2 separate regions of the Homo sapiens genome follow, and region 2 is linked to region 1. A link is a loop called in an ENCODE intact Hi-C map of the cell type or tissue named here. Cell type or tissue: ascending aorta. All regions are shown on one strand.

Region 1 (8,000 bases):
GTTTTCATTGTCACTCCATGTCCAGGGCACTAGAAATAGCCTTCATATCCATTTTGGGGCTATTCCTGGAGCTTAAAGCTCATGGAAGGATACTCTCTGGTTAATTGAGGTGTTACTCTAGCAACAACAACAATACAAATCAGAATAGTAGCTGCAAATTTCACATCAAAAGACTCAGGTGTGGAAACGTGTAACTTCATTTTCTTATAACTCAAGTTAATTTCTGACCCCAAGCCCGTATTCTGCTTGATGCAAGAAATTTATTCTAGTGACTTTCAAGTACAATCAATAAACTTCAGTATTTCTCAGTCTTTTTTTAATTTAAAACTTAGTCTATTCAGGATGATTTCCACTTTTCTGAGCTCCTGGAGAAAGGTGGGATTCCCTAAGTGGTCCCCTAGTAGCAGTGTGCTTCTGAGGTGGATAGTGGTGTCTGTTTGCAGTTTCTGCGGGCCTCATAGTTGGGCTTGGCTGGGGTAATAAACAGTCCTGCTCAAACAGAGACTGCACTGTCCTGGTGCTGGGGATCCCTGAGTTGTAATCACATCCCAATCAGATTCACTGTGGGGACAGTCCACACCACATCCCTCTGCTGCGTGACCCCTCATCCCAACAGAGATCCCCTCCTAGGGCTCTTTCTCTCTCTCAGTTAACTTCCTTGACCCACTCATAAGAACCTGACTCACCCTCTCATGTCACTCTCAAGGCCTAGAAAGCCCAGGGGATAAGGGCTTTCTCTCCCTTTGCCTTATGGCCAGAATGAGATGGAGAAGAGGAAAAAGAGAAGAAAAGAACAATGTGGTTATCATCTCAAATATCATTCTGTTGCATCAGTACACATTGCCTCCTCCAAAGCAGTGCTATTTTTTCATTTCCAAGTTGAAATCTACCAACATGCCTCTTTTGATCCCTTTTAACCAGGTTTCTACTTTCTTCTCAGATTGTTCAAAGAAACACTGGGAACTTTCCCCTCCCTGAGGAACTTCCATAGATGTACACCTTTGGTCTCCATCCCAAACTTGCTGACCTGTGATTGTTCATCCACTGCCAGCCATCTCTGTCCTCCACCTGCACCTGGGACCTGTTGCCCTGCACCCATGGACAATCTCGGCTTCCATCCAGCTCCACTTTGCACTCTCTCCACTCTTGAATCGCATGAAACCAACCAACTGGTTCATGTGTTTATTTTTCATTTCCTTCTTTTGTTCTATGTAAGTGTTTGTTTATTTTTTAACCTTTTTACTTGCCTTGAATCCTTTTTGGAAATAGATGAGGTCTAAATTAAAATTGTAATAAATAACACGAGCATAGCCTTTTTAAAGTTAAATGACTAGAACTACCCACATTATGCCAGATGTGGATACACCATAATTTTCCTGTCTCCAAATTGCTTTCATTTTGAATAGATTTCTTTGTGTGAAGCCTTTGATGTTTTTCCCCCTTCTGAGTCAGTAATCCTAGTTAGGCAAAAGAAAGAAAAGGAATAATGGTGTTGGGTTATCTGTGATATCCCAGGTTTTCTGCTGGACCTGTTTGTCTACATTGTCTCACTGCATGCATCCCAAATTCCTAGCTGGAGCCAAAGCCATATTTACCCTAAGGTTCAAACAAGCCTATCCATAAGACTGCAGGGGGAAATGGGTGGACAAAAATGCAGAGATTGGTTTGAGTCTCCTGTGAAAAAAATTAGTTTTCTAAGCTTGAAGAGAGAATCCACCTGGAAGAGAAGAATTTGTTAATTCGTTCAACAAATATTTATTGAGCATCTATAATGTACCCAGCACTGTGCTAGAGACACAATGGTGAGAAATTCAAGGGCGGTGAGCCAGTTTTGGAGGAGAGGAAGAGTTCTGAGTGCAGCAAGGGCGAGTGTATCGCTCGGCTTGTCCTCTGGACCAGACAGTCCTAAGGCACGACAGCTGCAGTGCAGAGCCAAGAAACACCAAAAGTTGCTCCAGTTCCATTTTCAAAGGAGAGTGAGAGAAAAGTCGAGGCCAGTGTTTTCTGCAACCTGCAAAACAATCCCTCTTCACAAGCATCAGGAAACTTAACTTGGAGATGTTCTTGGACACTAGGAGGGGACTTAAAATGAGACATCAGTAGAGTCTAGGGACATTGACCCAAACAGCCAAGGCAAGAAGGAGGGGCAGAGCAAGGGCAGCTGACAGGACTCGGGCCCTGGACTCGACTGAGGCATGTGCTGGGGCTTGCAAGGACTTACCAGGAAAAAATGGGGGAAAGCTGCAATTTCCAAGTTAAGAGGGTGGAGCTGGAGAAACAGCTTTGGGACTTTTGCCAAGTCTTTACTTGTATCCCCAGGCTAATGTGGCCTGGAGTGGGTTAAGTTATTTCACATTGGGGCTCAGAGGAGATAACGCTCTTTCTCAAGGTCATTGATTTGGTAAGTCTTTCTCCAAAGTCCCAGACCCAGTCCACCATACGGTATTATAGAAGAGCTACAGGGTTCCCATCTCTGCTCTGCTGTCAACACATTGTAAGATGTTGGACAAGTGAATGTATCCCCTTGAGCTCTACTTTTTCATCTTTTGAAGGGAGGTGTTGGACTAGAGGAGCTACAATATTCTGTGATTCTTGGGCTGATTTCACTGGTTCTGGGTACTGTTGATAATCTGATCCAGCCTTACCTATCCTGACGAATCCCCCTCATGTCCTTGGCCCTTTCACTGTAGCCAATCCAATTTTTTCACTGTCCCTAGAACACAGCACACTCTTTTCCATTCCTGACTCTTTGGCAAATTCCTCCTTAGGGACACTAAACACATCAGAATGCACATGCTGGTCAGACCATGGTCTCTCCATTGTTGGGAGGGACATGCCCACTACCTTCCCTGATGCAGACTTTCAAGGTGAGCGTATGTCAGCTTCCCTGGGCATCCATTTACATCTCTGACATTAGTTTGTCCAGATGCTTTGTGAATTCATTTCTATTTCCCTCATGTACTACATCTTGGAGTAAATTGTTCCACAATTTTATTACCTATTCCTTTTATTTGCTCTAACTATTCCTCTCTCATCTTCCCCTCCAGCGAGTATTTGGGTTGAATAAGTCCTTGTTGATCTTCTGGTTATTGATGAGTTTACTGATTGCCATTGTGTCCTTTTCCAGTCTGGAGGGTTCTAACCCTTTCTGGCCTGTCTTCCCTCGGCAGCCTTGAGTTATTCTCTTCCGTTCCTTCTCCAGTATCTGAACATCAGAGGTTCAGTGACTAGAACCCAGCACAAATCAGTGAGAGGTGGATGTATCATGTTTAAAGAAATGAGGGGGTGGGGGCTCAGTTATTTTCAGCCACCTCCTCCCCTCGCTGATGCCTGACGTGTTTTCTTGGCTTTTGGAGCAAAGCAGGACTTTCAACTCATGTATTGGAAGGGAAAATTCTTCCAAAGGCCCTCTCCTGACTTTTGACAGAGATGTTAGTCACAGAGTTTGGATTTTATTTTTAAACGTATCTGCACATGCCACGTTAAATTTATCTGCCCCTTTTCTTGCCAAATTATACAAACTCGGTGGGTAATGATAACTAACATTTAGTGAGCTCATACAATGCCCTAGGCACTGTATTAAATGTTCTCCTTACAGTATCTCTTTTAATTCTCTCTGCAACCCTATGAGGTAAGGACTATTATTACACAATGTTGAAGACAAGGATATTGAGAAACAGACAGATTAAGTAACCTGATCATCACACAGCTGGCAAACGACACAGCCTAGACTCAAACTCAGGGAGTCTGAGATTTTCAGCCTTGATGCTCTAACCAGTCGACCCTGGCTGTGGATTGGAATCACCCGGGAGCTTTGAAAAAAAACACTAATTCCCAGGGCCTCACTCAGGGCAGTTAAATCAGATTCTCTGGGGATATCTTCAAAAGCTCCCGGAGATGATTCTAATGTCCATCCAGGGTCAAAGACCAATGCTCTGGTGCCTCCTCCTGTCAAAGCCTGTCAGTTTCTTGCCACTGTACCTGGAGGATTATAGTTGGAGCCATCTGCAAGGGAAAGATTTGTCATGTGACCTTCCCCTCCCGAACACGTATAAAGATGTTAAATTATACCAGTCTTGGCATACACTCTTTTTTTTTTTTTTTTTTTGCTGTTGTTGTGGTAAAATATAAACAACATAAAATGTATCATGTTAACTTATTTTAAAAATATTTACTTTTTAATACATAAACTGGGCCGTTCCACATATGTATTTTTTCCTTTTTAATTATGGTGAAATACACTAACATAAAATGTGCTGTCTCAGTGCTCCTGAAGTGCACAGTTCAGTGGCATTAAGCACATTTGCATTCGGCCACCGTCACCACCCTCTATCTCTACAACCTTTTCATCATTCCAAAGTGAAACTCTGCACCCATTAAAACCTAACCCCCCATTTTACCCCTTTCTCAAGCCACTGGCAACATCCATTCTACCTTCTGTTTCTGTGAGTTGACTACTCTAAATACATCATAAAGGTGAAATCATACAGTATTTATCCTTTTGTGTGTGACTTTTTTACTTAGCATGTCTTCAAGTTTCATCCATGTTGTAACATGTTAAATTTCATTCATTTTAAAGGCTGAATATTTCATTGTATGTCTATATCATATTTTGTTTATCCATTTATTGCACAGATTCTTGAAGAGAAAATTTTAACAATGGACCATCTAAAGAAGCCTAAATTTTTTTTTTCTTTTTTTCTTTTTTTTTTTTTTTTGAGACAGGGTCTTGCTCTGTCATCTATGCTGGAGCAAAGTGGCTGGATCTTAGCTCACTGCCACCTTGACCTCCTAGGCCCAAGGGATCCTCCTGCTCAGCCTCCCGAGTAGCTAAGACTACAGGTGTGCGCCACCATGCCTGGCTAATTAAGAAAAAAATTTTCTTTTAGAGTGACGGGGTCTCACTATGTTGCTCAGGCTGGTCTTGAACTCCTGAGCTGAAGCAATCCTCCTGTCTCAGCCTCCCAAAGTACTGGGATTACAGGCATGAGACACTGTGCCTGGCTGAAGCCTAAATTTGTTCCTACCATTTATTTTCTGTCTCTAAGCCATTCTCTTGATAAAAGAGATATCATTCTTTCCTCCCCCTCAAGTTTCATGGTGACTTAACCTTTCAAAAAAGCCTTTCTTAGAGAACTTTGTCAAAAGCTCTTTAAAAGTCTAAGTGGGTTATAGGTTTTTCCTCATTATACCTACTCCTCCTTTACTTTCTTAAAGAATTCCACTAAATGCATGTTTCATCACCTGCATCTGCCCACGCCCACATTTTCTTTGTGACCCAAGGCAATTCCCACCTCCTTCAAGAAGCCTTCCTGGACACTATGCCTCAGCGACTCCCTCTCCACTGAACTTCTCCAGTATTTATTGCCTGGAGCAGTCAATCTGGCATTTACCTGCTATTTACTTCTTGCTTGCACCTCACGTTCCCAATAAGATGATCATCCCTTAAGCACTGCTTATCCTCTGTGTGTGTCCTCTCTAGCCTCAGAACAGAACTGAGCAAATAACAGGGGTGTGAAAATTCTTATTTAATTGAAGTGAGGAAGCCTGCTGCCTCCCACTCAAATCAGGGCTTCTTGGCTAACATCTGAGATCCAAGCTACCTGCAGCATTGCCAGGATGTGTTAAGGGCACGTTCTATCCCCCTCATTTCCCAGATGAGAGCAGAGCCAGCACAAAGCAAAATGGGTGGGGTTCAGGCAAAGTTGTCTTCATCAGGACTTCACTTACTTCACTTGGCTCACACTCCCCCTTTCTCTAATGATCACTCGTATTGTTTCTCTTATTCTTTTTTATTCCTCCCCATCTTAGTTCCCTATTCTGCTTTCTGACCCCTTAGGGTACTACCTCATGCAATAAGTGTGGATAATGGGTTTTCATTGTTTTTGGCATATCTGCCCCAATCAGGATCCTACTCAGGTGCTGGGGCTGTCATAACAGTCTCCTAGTTGGTCTCCATCACTCAAGTTTAGCCACTGCTACTGTTCTCACTTCATCAGCCTTCTGCCCCAAACTTTGTATTATTTCCCTTGCCTGGACTATAGGAAAAATTCCAGCCCCATTCCATGGCATTCAAGGCCTCTCTGGCCCTCCCACGGTCACGCATCGTCTGCTGCTGCATCCCTCCATGCCTTCTATCAATAACAATGTCTTGAATGCCTTCTCTCCGGGGGCTAGGGTTCTAGGTGCTTTATATGGTCCTGGTACAGAGGTGTGCTCAATAGATCATTCAAAGGGAATGGCTGTTTATCTCCCACTCCTGCTAAGGTGCTGCTAATGTATGTGTTGCCTCGTTTAGATAAGGCATTAGGCCAACCTACTATTTCACTGCTATGAGGATTTTAGTCCATGGAACACCAGAGGAGAGACATTTTGGTGGGGGCAAAAGCCTTTCTGGACCTCTCAACCACTCCAGTGGTTTTCTACCCCCAACCAGGCAGGAGGTTCTCCCTCCTTATGCCCTACCCAGAGATATGGTCCTGCTCGGGTCCTCTCAGCACCAGGCCAGGCCCAAGCCCTTTTTGGTTACAACCTGGGATCTTTTCCTTTTCTTTTATTTATTTATTTTTTTTGAGGCAGAGTTTCGCTCTTGTTGCCCAGGCTGGAGTGCAATGGCGTGATCTCAGCTCACTGCAACCTCCACCTCCCTGGTTCAAGCAATTCTCCTGCCTCAGCCTCCCGAGTATCTGCCATTATAGGCATGTGCCACCATGCTCGGCTAATTTTTTGTATTTTTAGTAGAGACGGGGTTTCTCCATGTTGGTCAGGCTGATCTCGAACTCCCAACCTCAGGTGATCCACCCGCCTTGGCCTCCCAAAGTGCTGGGATTACAGGCATGAGCCACCGCGCCCGGCCCAGATCCTTTTTTTAATGGGATACAGATCTCCTTCTGGGAACACTGCTTTAGGTGACCTTGGCCAACGCCCATCCTGTCCTGATCTTATCCAGGACCTCTGTGGCTTCACGCTGGTCCTGGGAGATAATCACAGACACAGATCTCTAGTGTTCAAATGCCTTCAAGAAGGGTGACCACACCTTATGTTCTTCCTTGGGTCTAAACATCCGAAGAGTTGCCACTGTCTTCCTTGCCTGGAGTTGAGCCCTTGGACTTGACCCTTTATCCTGCTCATCTGCCAGGAAGCCTGGTGTCATCCCTGAACCAGCCATGCCTCTGATCTTCACAACCCATACCTCACTTCCTCTTGATTTATCCTCAGCCCAAATCTGACAGTCTGTGCCAGCTGAGCAGGAAAGAGGAAAGCAGAGAGGTGCTTATGAGTGCTCAGGAAGAGAGATGTGATTACCCCTGGGTGTCAGCCCGAGGCCAAGCTACAAAGCCTGCCTTCCCAATCTCTCACCACACCCTTGACTTAGGACTGTATGAAGAAAAACTAGAAATGTAACACAGGGAACAAAAATGGTTCCAGAAAAATTGCGTGTATGTGGGATTGATGAACACTTTTTGTGGGTTTCAGAGCTAATTCTCCCCTCTGTTGTGATTTGGAATGCTGCAGGTGGTTAACTGGGTTGAAAAACAATTAGCATGTTTTACTATAATATACATTTTCTATTAAAGAGTTTTTAAGTGCTAATATAAATATTAACTAATAAGCAATTGGAGAAAAAAATTTATATGGAAAAATCTCAGTTCAAGCCTAGCTCTGAAAATTACCAATTGCATCCCTGATTCCTATCTGTAAAATGAGGATAATAATCATTCATTTATTAAATCATTATTTTGTACCTTTAAAAGAAACCACCAAACAAACAAAAACCAAGCCCTGTTCTGTAAGCTGGGGCTATAGTGATGAACAAAGCAGGCAAGGCCTCTGCTCCTGTGGAATTTATATTCTGGTCAGGGGAGACAGACAATAAATATGTACAATGTCAGATGGTGATAATGACAAGTATTTGTCATTTTTGAAAAGATGGTAATACATCTCTGATGAATTGATATTTGAGCAGAGATTAAAGGAAGTGAGGAAATGACCTATGTGGA
Region 2 (8,000 bases), 53 kb before region 1:
GTCTTCATTTAATAGGCTTTTTACTTTGCCAGTCACACAGAGCACAGCTGGTCAAGGCAAGCACACTTTTGGACCAACTATGAACTAGAATTAACCAATGGCTAAGATCTCACCTACTGCCTGGTGAGCAACCTTTTCTGTTCAGTTAGTATCTGAATGAATCTGGAAGTATGAGGCCACACACACACACACACACACACCCTCTACAGCACACACCACTTGGCTAAGACTTATTATCCTAGTTTCACTCAGTGCTTTGTCAAAATATGAATCTCCTTCAATGCTCTCTAATCACAGGCAGAACAAACTTGAGGTCATCAACTTATAAATCAGTTATGTCCCAAAAATTCACTCGAAAAGTAACCATTTAGAACTCAGACTAAAGAGGAAGAGGATTACACTGGAGTGGGTGCCATAAAAGCTCGCTTAACCTGCAGGGTAGTAACAGGGCTTATGACTCAGGCAATAATAGCTACATTAAAGATTTAGAAGACCTTTATAGGCCTGGGCCCCCTCAGAAGCCAAGGCATAGACAGCTTGACCCACTGATTCTACCTTTGCATGGTGGGCAGCAGAGGCGTCTAGTGGTAATGTCCTGGGTTGGGGGTAAAGCTCATGGTTCTTGCTGCAGACCCACCACAGGCAAACCCACTGGGTAACCTTGAAAATCACCTTGCCTCTCGGGGTATCAAGGCCACCCTCTGTAAGACAGGAAGGCCCCCTCTGCCACTCACCTCCCTCTGGGAAGACAGAAGAAAGAAACACATGGAAATAGAAGAAAGTGAAAGCTCTACGGAAAAAGGGAAGAAATGGGGCTGGGCTGGGAAGAAAGGGGTGGAAAGCCAGACACCACTCTTCCAGTCCAGAGGTGACCTCGAAGTATCACTAGATGGAATCTTTCCATCGCATCCTCTCTCCCAGATTATTAATCAAGAGACAGTTCCTGTCCCCACCAATCAAAGCCCCAAGTGCCCCTCTGCCCAGCAGCCACCATGGCACATGGCCCCAGCACATACCCACAGTCCACCCAGCAGATGGTCCCTTGTCCTTTCACCGCCTGGGCCACTGTGGACAGTAACCTGAGATGATTTTCAGCTGCCACCTCTGTAAAAAAAAAACAAAAAATTAAACATCTGTGACCAAGGGCACTGGGTCATGTCTGCTATCTTCCCTCAGGGGTGAGGAAGGATGGAGACCAATCCTAGAGGGGGTGGAGAAGTCCTGAGCACCAGGTAAAACACCCATCCCTGCATTCAACAGTGCCAGGGCCTGTGCTGCAAGAATGGTCCTGGCTCTTCTCAGAAACCCCTGATCCCACCATACTCAGGGGCCTTCCTCTTGGACACAGAACCCCCAAGTCACCCTGCCTTAATCCACACCTCACACCTTACTATTCCAAGAATCTCTCAGCCAGATCCTCAAGGCCAGTAAAGTCTCCGACTCATGTCTTTCTGGGATACATTTTGACAATTCCATAAACAATGACAATCCTATAACTAAAGCAGGGAATGATGTTGCTGACTCCACATTCATCTGTCCTGATGCCCCACCTAGGAGCTGACGAGAGCTAGGATCAGATCCTTCCTTTACTTGTGCAGCACACGCTCATCTAGGAGCTCAGTACAACCTGATGATAAAATGAGGTCTATAAGTGACACTAGGCTCTGATGGGCCAATGCCAAAGACACCTAAGCCACATTTAACAGCCCACTTCCCCAGAAGCCACGGGGCAAGAGCTGGTCCTGGTAGCACCTCCAGGGGTCAATTGCAGGAATGTGGACCATGCCTTGGGACAGGATGGAGTGATCACAAGAAAGGAAGACTTTCTCATTGGTGCAGATGTCAATCCTGATGGGTCAGGGCAAGGCACCCGGATACTACTGTGGGAGGGCAGGGTCTTAGGGACAGAGCCTCTGTGGCCAGGATTTCAGCACTGCCAGCCTGCAATGATCCACTGCAAAGTGGCTGTGGCCAGTGTTTGATTCCTGTGGCCAGCAGGCTCCTGAGTCACGTTCTCCTAGGCGACACCTGTGAGCTCACTTGAAAGGCCTGCCAGACAAAGACTTGTGGGGAGAGCGATCTGCTGCTTTCTCCCGCCAAAAACCATATGATACATCCCCAAGCCAAGCAGAAATGATGTCTGAATTATGTGCCTCCGCAGATCGCCTTTTCTAGTGTGGATAATGGTAGCTGTTTGTGAATACAGAGCATGCTGAGCCTTTCACAGAAGCAAACAAAAGTATCGCTCAAGAGACATGCATGGAGTCACTCGGAGAAGGCACTCCCAGGAAACCACAGCCAGGGTGACAGGAGGAGGGCGAGCCACTGATGTGGGGAAAGCCATTGTTCTACTGCTGGGACTGGGTTCTGGGAAGCAGGGGAGGGGGAGAAATAAACTACAGCAAGATAAAGTACCCCCTGCCCTAACCTGCATTTTAGCCATGGAAAGGGAGGCACTGCTTGGAAGGATGGGAGGGAGCAAAGAAAATCCAGTTTCTGCACTGTTCAAAAGCCCCACTGAAGGTCACATGTCTCTCGTGCAGCAGGCCTAGGCAAGGAGGCAGGAAGTTAAAATAATTGCCCAGGCCCCATCAGGCAATGAAAGCAGGAGGTAGGCTGACAAGTGGGAAGCACCAGGGGCTCTACTCTCAATGGCTCAAGACAGGGTCGGGTGAGGGAAAGAGAGCTTAGGTGCTACCTCCTGCCCTGCAAGCGCCTGACAACAGGGCCCCACCTTTCCACTCTCTAACTTCCCATAATGATTTTCCGGCCTCAGCCCCAACCTGATCTCAAAGCCCTTCTGTCATTGCAGAATCAATACTCTCTTCCCATCCTCCATCAGAGAAAATGAGAGACAGCGGGGCATAGGGGACCAGCTCCCACCTGCTGCTGGAAGATCTCAAACAAGTCCGCTACTCCCAGCTTCCATTTCCTCATTTGTATACTGGATGTCCTCTGACAACCTGCACTGCCTCCCTCACAGCAAAGGAGCCAATGAGACTGTATTATGATGAGCTTATATGATGGGATCTACCCTAGGGAAGGAATGGAGCGTGTCTATCACTGACAGTCCTCCTAGTTCCAACTCCGGGAGTATCCAAGGCAGCAAGCCACACGTTTTCAGGGCCCTATGCCCCAGGCCTCAAGAGGACACTGCTTCCCCTTTCCCTTGATTTCGCCCCTATTCCTGACAGCAGAGGAATGCTAGTCACATGCTGGGCTCCCAACAATGCACTCGGGGCATGTGTGCCAGAAGGGGAAGCAGCAGCCGCAAGTGGCAATGAACACATCCCACGTGCCAGGGATGCCTGGAGGATGCAGGCACGTCTGGAGCCTCTATCATCCCCCAGGTGCCAGTGAGTGCTGAGGCCGAGCTGCCGGGGAAAACTTTGCCCGGAACTGGCCAGCCACTGGCTGCTGCTTCTCCAGGGCCACAGAAAACTTGGCATCCTTAGAAGCAGCAAAAAACACTTAACTCTGCTGGAACAACTTCAACAGAGTCAGCGTTCACCCTCCCCCAAAGTCACTGCCAAGAGCCAAGCAAACCTCTCTCCATCTGCTATGTCCTTGCCAGCCTCAAGGTCAGAAGAGAGGCAGGCCGCTGCTCCTGCCCCCAAGAAATGCTGTGACCCAAGCTTAGAGCCCACTCCAAATTCAGTCTTGCATCTGACCCCAGAGCAGGACAGATGGACTGGGCAGGGCCAGGGCTGCCAGCTGGGGTGAGTACTTCCAAGCCTGGGACCCATTCAGCTGGCAACAGGCCGGCCTGGCCAGTTAATCAACAGCTCTGGTGAAGCATGCCCTGGCAGGGCTCGGCCCCATGCCTGTGCAGGAAGCCAGGACATCCATGCCCAGTGTCCGCCACTGTGATCCTCTGTCCTACTTCACACACGCCCTCTCCCTCTTGAGGAGTGAGGGGCTCCAGAGGACTTTCCCAACAAACAGTCATAAAAAAGAAATGGAACCACCCCCTCGGATCAGAAAGTGGCAGAGCCAATGCCTCTGTGTGCCTCTGCCTCTGTCTTCTGAGGAAAGGTGACAAACCCCATGTCCCTTGGACCCTCCCTAAGTGGTTTTCATCCTAACGTCTCCTGCCTCCCACTCCTTCCCCTGAATCCCATCCTACCCCGATGGTTGACCTCAAGGCCAGGAAGGGACACTCACCAGATTTGGAGTAAAGCACCAGTACATTATTCCGGGTTCTGAGCAGTTTTTTCAAGTCCTTGGGGTCAGAGATTCTCTCAATGAGCGAGGAGACCTTTGCAGAGGACAGCCATGATGGCAGGACCACCTGGGGATCAAGGAGCCAACGACTGTGAGTTCCAGCTTCTGGCTGGGCCCCAGAAGAATCGGTGCCCATGGATGTGCTGCCTAGAGCTGCTTTACTTCCAGAGGATGAGGGCAAACCAACACATCTCATGCACCACACCTACTTCTTCACCTCTAGGGACACTCCCCAGCCCACTCCCAGTCTCCCTTCCCCTCCAGGCACTTTTATAAGGCTGTATGGACTGCAGATATATACAGTCAGCCCTCTATCTCGCAGGTTCCGCATCCACAGATTTGACCAACCATGGATGGAAAACATTTGAAAAACATAAAAAATAACGGGATAACAGTAAAAAATAATAGCAATAAAACCAATACAGTATAACAACTACTTACTTAGCATTTATATTGTATTTGGTATCATAAAAAATCTAGAGATGATTTAAAGTATACAGGAAGTCATGCATAGGTTAGATGCAAATACCATGCCATTTTATATAAAGGACTTGAGCATCCATGGGTTTTGGTATCCTGTGGAGGCGGGATGCTGGAACCAATCCCTCAAGGATACCAAGGGAGGTTTGTATAAACATTCTGCATTGTTACACATCAGTCGAGAGCCCCCTGGGAGGTCAATGTCTGTCCATATTCCTCATGTTACCACAATGCCATATGCTGGGGCAAAGTAAAAACTCCATCCCATCTAGAAGCACCAAAGCATAAAATACACAGAGAAATAAGATCATCCCTTAATGCTTAGGATGGGAATGGATGGGTGAGAGGTTTTTAGCTTTTCTTACTCAGCCAAGTGATCTCAGGAGGTCAGTCAACAAGAAATGAGCCAATTCTCCCCCAGAGAACCCTGGAAAACTTCGGGAACTGGAGGTATCAGGCACCTCTGCAGGCACAATGAAGGGTGGGCTAAAAGCAATGGGTGGGGGTTTATTAAAAGTGTGAATAAGGAGTAGACACAAAGCAGATCCCCTTGCCCAGATTGCACAGCTGGGCAACAGCCCCTTGCCCACCTGTCAGAAAGCAAGAGGGTTACTATATGGAGAGATTGAGTAAGAAAAGTTCCACTGGGAGATAACCCGGCAGAGGGTGGGAGGATGGCCCTCAGAAAAGACAGGGGGATTCAAAGAAAGTCTACAAACTGAACCTTGAGATCACTCATTCCTCCAAGCTCCCAGCCCCCAGCATCTCCCTTCCCTTCTCTGGAATGCCACCTGCCAGTCTTATTCCCCAGGCAACAGATTAGAGAATTTCCCTCTGGGGAAACTGAGGAGCATAAGAAAAACAACCTAAAGACAGTGATTTGGAGATCCTCAATTGAAACAGCTGGGTTCCTGCTCAAATCTCCACTGTGAGGCTCTCCCAGTAAACAAGCACTCTCCACTCCCTCCACACACTCACAGAGCTGCCAGTCAATGTGCTAGTGCCTTGCTCTTCAAAACAGACAGATAATCAAGGTTCACCGGTTACAAAAGACAGAGACCAGAACAAACCAATGGAAAGATGAAATGTAGAAGAAAAAGAAAATTAAAAGAACAGAAGAAAACAAGAAAATTATTATTCTCAGAGAAATAAAATGGTGCATCCATAAAATAAGAATAGAATGTTATGAAGAAAAATAAATACTCAGAGAATCGTGAAAATCTCTTGGAAAGTAAAACTATCACAGAAATAATTAGGGTTGGAAGTAGAATTGAAAAAAAAAAATCTCCTAGAAAATACAACAAAAAGATCAAGAAATAAAAAAGGACTTAAGAAAAATAAGAGAATGGACCCATTAAGCACAAGAACCAAATTAAAGAGACTCCAGAAAAAGAAAAAGAAAAAAAAAAGAGGAAAATCAATTATCAAAAAATTAATTTGAAGCCTGGCACAACGTCTCATGCCTGCAGTTCCAACTACTTAGCAGGCTGAGGCAGGAGAATCACTTGAGCCCAGGAGTTCATGGCCAGCCTGGGCAACAGTGAGACTCAATCTCTAAAAAAGCAAATAAATTAAAATAATAGTTGAAGAAAATGTTCCAAAACTGAAGGATATGAGTCTTCAGTTGGCAGGGCCCAGCATCATGAATAAAAAGACTCTTACCAAAATACATCACTGAAAACTTTCAGAACACTGCTGACAAAGGGGAGACCCTAACCATTTCAAAGAAAAAATAAATACAACATACAAAAGATCAGGAGTCAGAATTGGCATAAGACTTCATCAGCACACAAAAGACAATCAAGCATTGGCTTCACAATTCTCAAGGAAAATGATTTCTAACTGGAATTCTGTAACCAGCCAAACTACCAATCATGAAAATAGACTTGAACAGATGAAAATATCAGATGTATAACATTTACCACCAGCGCACCCTTTCTCAGAAAGATACTGGGACCCGTCTTCCACTACAACAAAAAATAAATGAAAAATTAGACATGGAAACTAGGAAACAAAGAATTCAATGAAAGAGAGAGGCAAAAGGATTACCACATTGATGGTGAAGAGAAATCCCAGGATGACAACTGTTCAACAGCCTGCAGAGCAACCAGACCAGAACAGAGCAACGACGGAGCTCATGGAGGAACATGGTCAATAAAAAGGGGCAACCATAGCTTATTTGATATGCTTGGTCATACTGAGAGGAGTGTTAATTTCTGCCAGAAAAAATTTTTTTAAAAATAATCTGACCAAAATTACATAGCTAGTAAGTAGAGCCAGGATCTGAATCCCAGTCTTTCTAATATGAGTCACGCCTTCTCAGCCTCCTGCCTTTTTGCAGTCAGAAGTCTTGGATTGAGTCTGAGCCTCATCACTCAATAGCTAAGATGCCTAGCCAATGTCACTCAACCTTTTACAGGCTTAGTGACTCCTGTCTGACATACAGATAATGATACTTCCCTCGTGGGATTGATATGAGGATGAAATGGGATAATTTATTGAACGTGTTTTATAAATCAGAAAGCACTCTGAGAGTATCAGTTACCATAATATATAACACAAACTTCCATCTCAGCAGAGAAGAAGACTGAAACATTACCATATTCTAGTGTTTCTAAATATAATCTGCCATTGGAATTCAAAGTTTCCCTCTTCCCAGAGTAAACCCATCCAGGAGGAAGCCAAGGAATGATTTCTCCCTCATCACACCCTGCAGAGCAGGGTAAAATGTCTGAGGACCCGCTGCCCTTATGCAAGCCACCTTAAGAGCTCACCAAAAAGTCTGCTAAACTTTATTATTATTACATGTTATCCTACTACTCCCAGGGAGCTAACGGACTTCAGACTGAAAACTCCACAGCTCAATGCACATGATTAAAGGGAAAAAAAATAATCTGTTGGAAAAACACATTGCCTCACTGCTGTTTTTAATCCTCAGATAATCTGACCAGCGGAGAGCAACAACTGCTCTTGCCCAGGGCCTCAGGACTCTGACCTGTAGTCCAGCCCCTCCTGAGGCTGGTAGGCACCCACGCTTCTGGAACTGGGGAGAAGGAAAGGGGAAGGCAGGAGGGAGGGTGAGCCCAGAGCTCATCTGCCCAGGCAGCGGTGTGTGCAGCTGAGCCGCAGCGACAACAAAGTGTGTACAAGAGAAACCACTAGAGGCTGAGGCTCACAGCACACCCTCAGCTTCCTTCCCATAAAACCCAGTCCATCCCGCAGGTCATCTAACCCAGGGCCAATGAGATTAAACAAACCACCTTCCAGCCAGTCAGCCAAGCCCCTCACCCAGCATT

The links. A loop is a pair of places that touch in the nucleus more often than their neighbours do. Peaks named below come from ENCODE experiments on the same cell type or tissue, not always from the same donor. Only the 100,000 strongest peaks of a DNase experiment are listed, where the experiment ranks them.
Region 2: a loop joins it to region 1, with 2.6 times the contacts of the local background. A loop is called at or near these places in 7 of 110 quality-filtered maps.

Annotation. Positions count from the first base shown.
Region 1 is chr3:123,032,486-123,040,485 of GRCh38, reverse strand. No RefSeq gene overlaps it. Among named protein-coding and RNA genes, the nearest start is that of SEMA5B, 8.7 kb to the right of the region's middle. RefSeq lists an enhancer at 5,889-6,443. In ascending aorta, no CTCF peak of the experiment used is centred here; DNase peaks (open chromatin) are centred at 3,315 and 3,735; H3K27ac peaks cover 1,550 bases.
Region 2 is chr3:123,085,459-123,093,458 of GRCh38, reverse strand. PDIA5 (protein disulfide isomerase family A member 5) reads right to left here. Exons shown (of 17, transcript NM_006810.4): 2 at 4,165-4,291; 3 at 1,017-1,104. Among named protein-coding and RNA genes, the nearest start is that of PDIA5, 22 kb to the right of the region's middle. RefSeq lists an enhancer at 7,942-8,000. In ascending aorta, no CTCF peak of the experiment used is centred here; a DNase peak (open chromatin) is centred at 3,558; H3K27ac peaks cover 4,850 bases.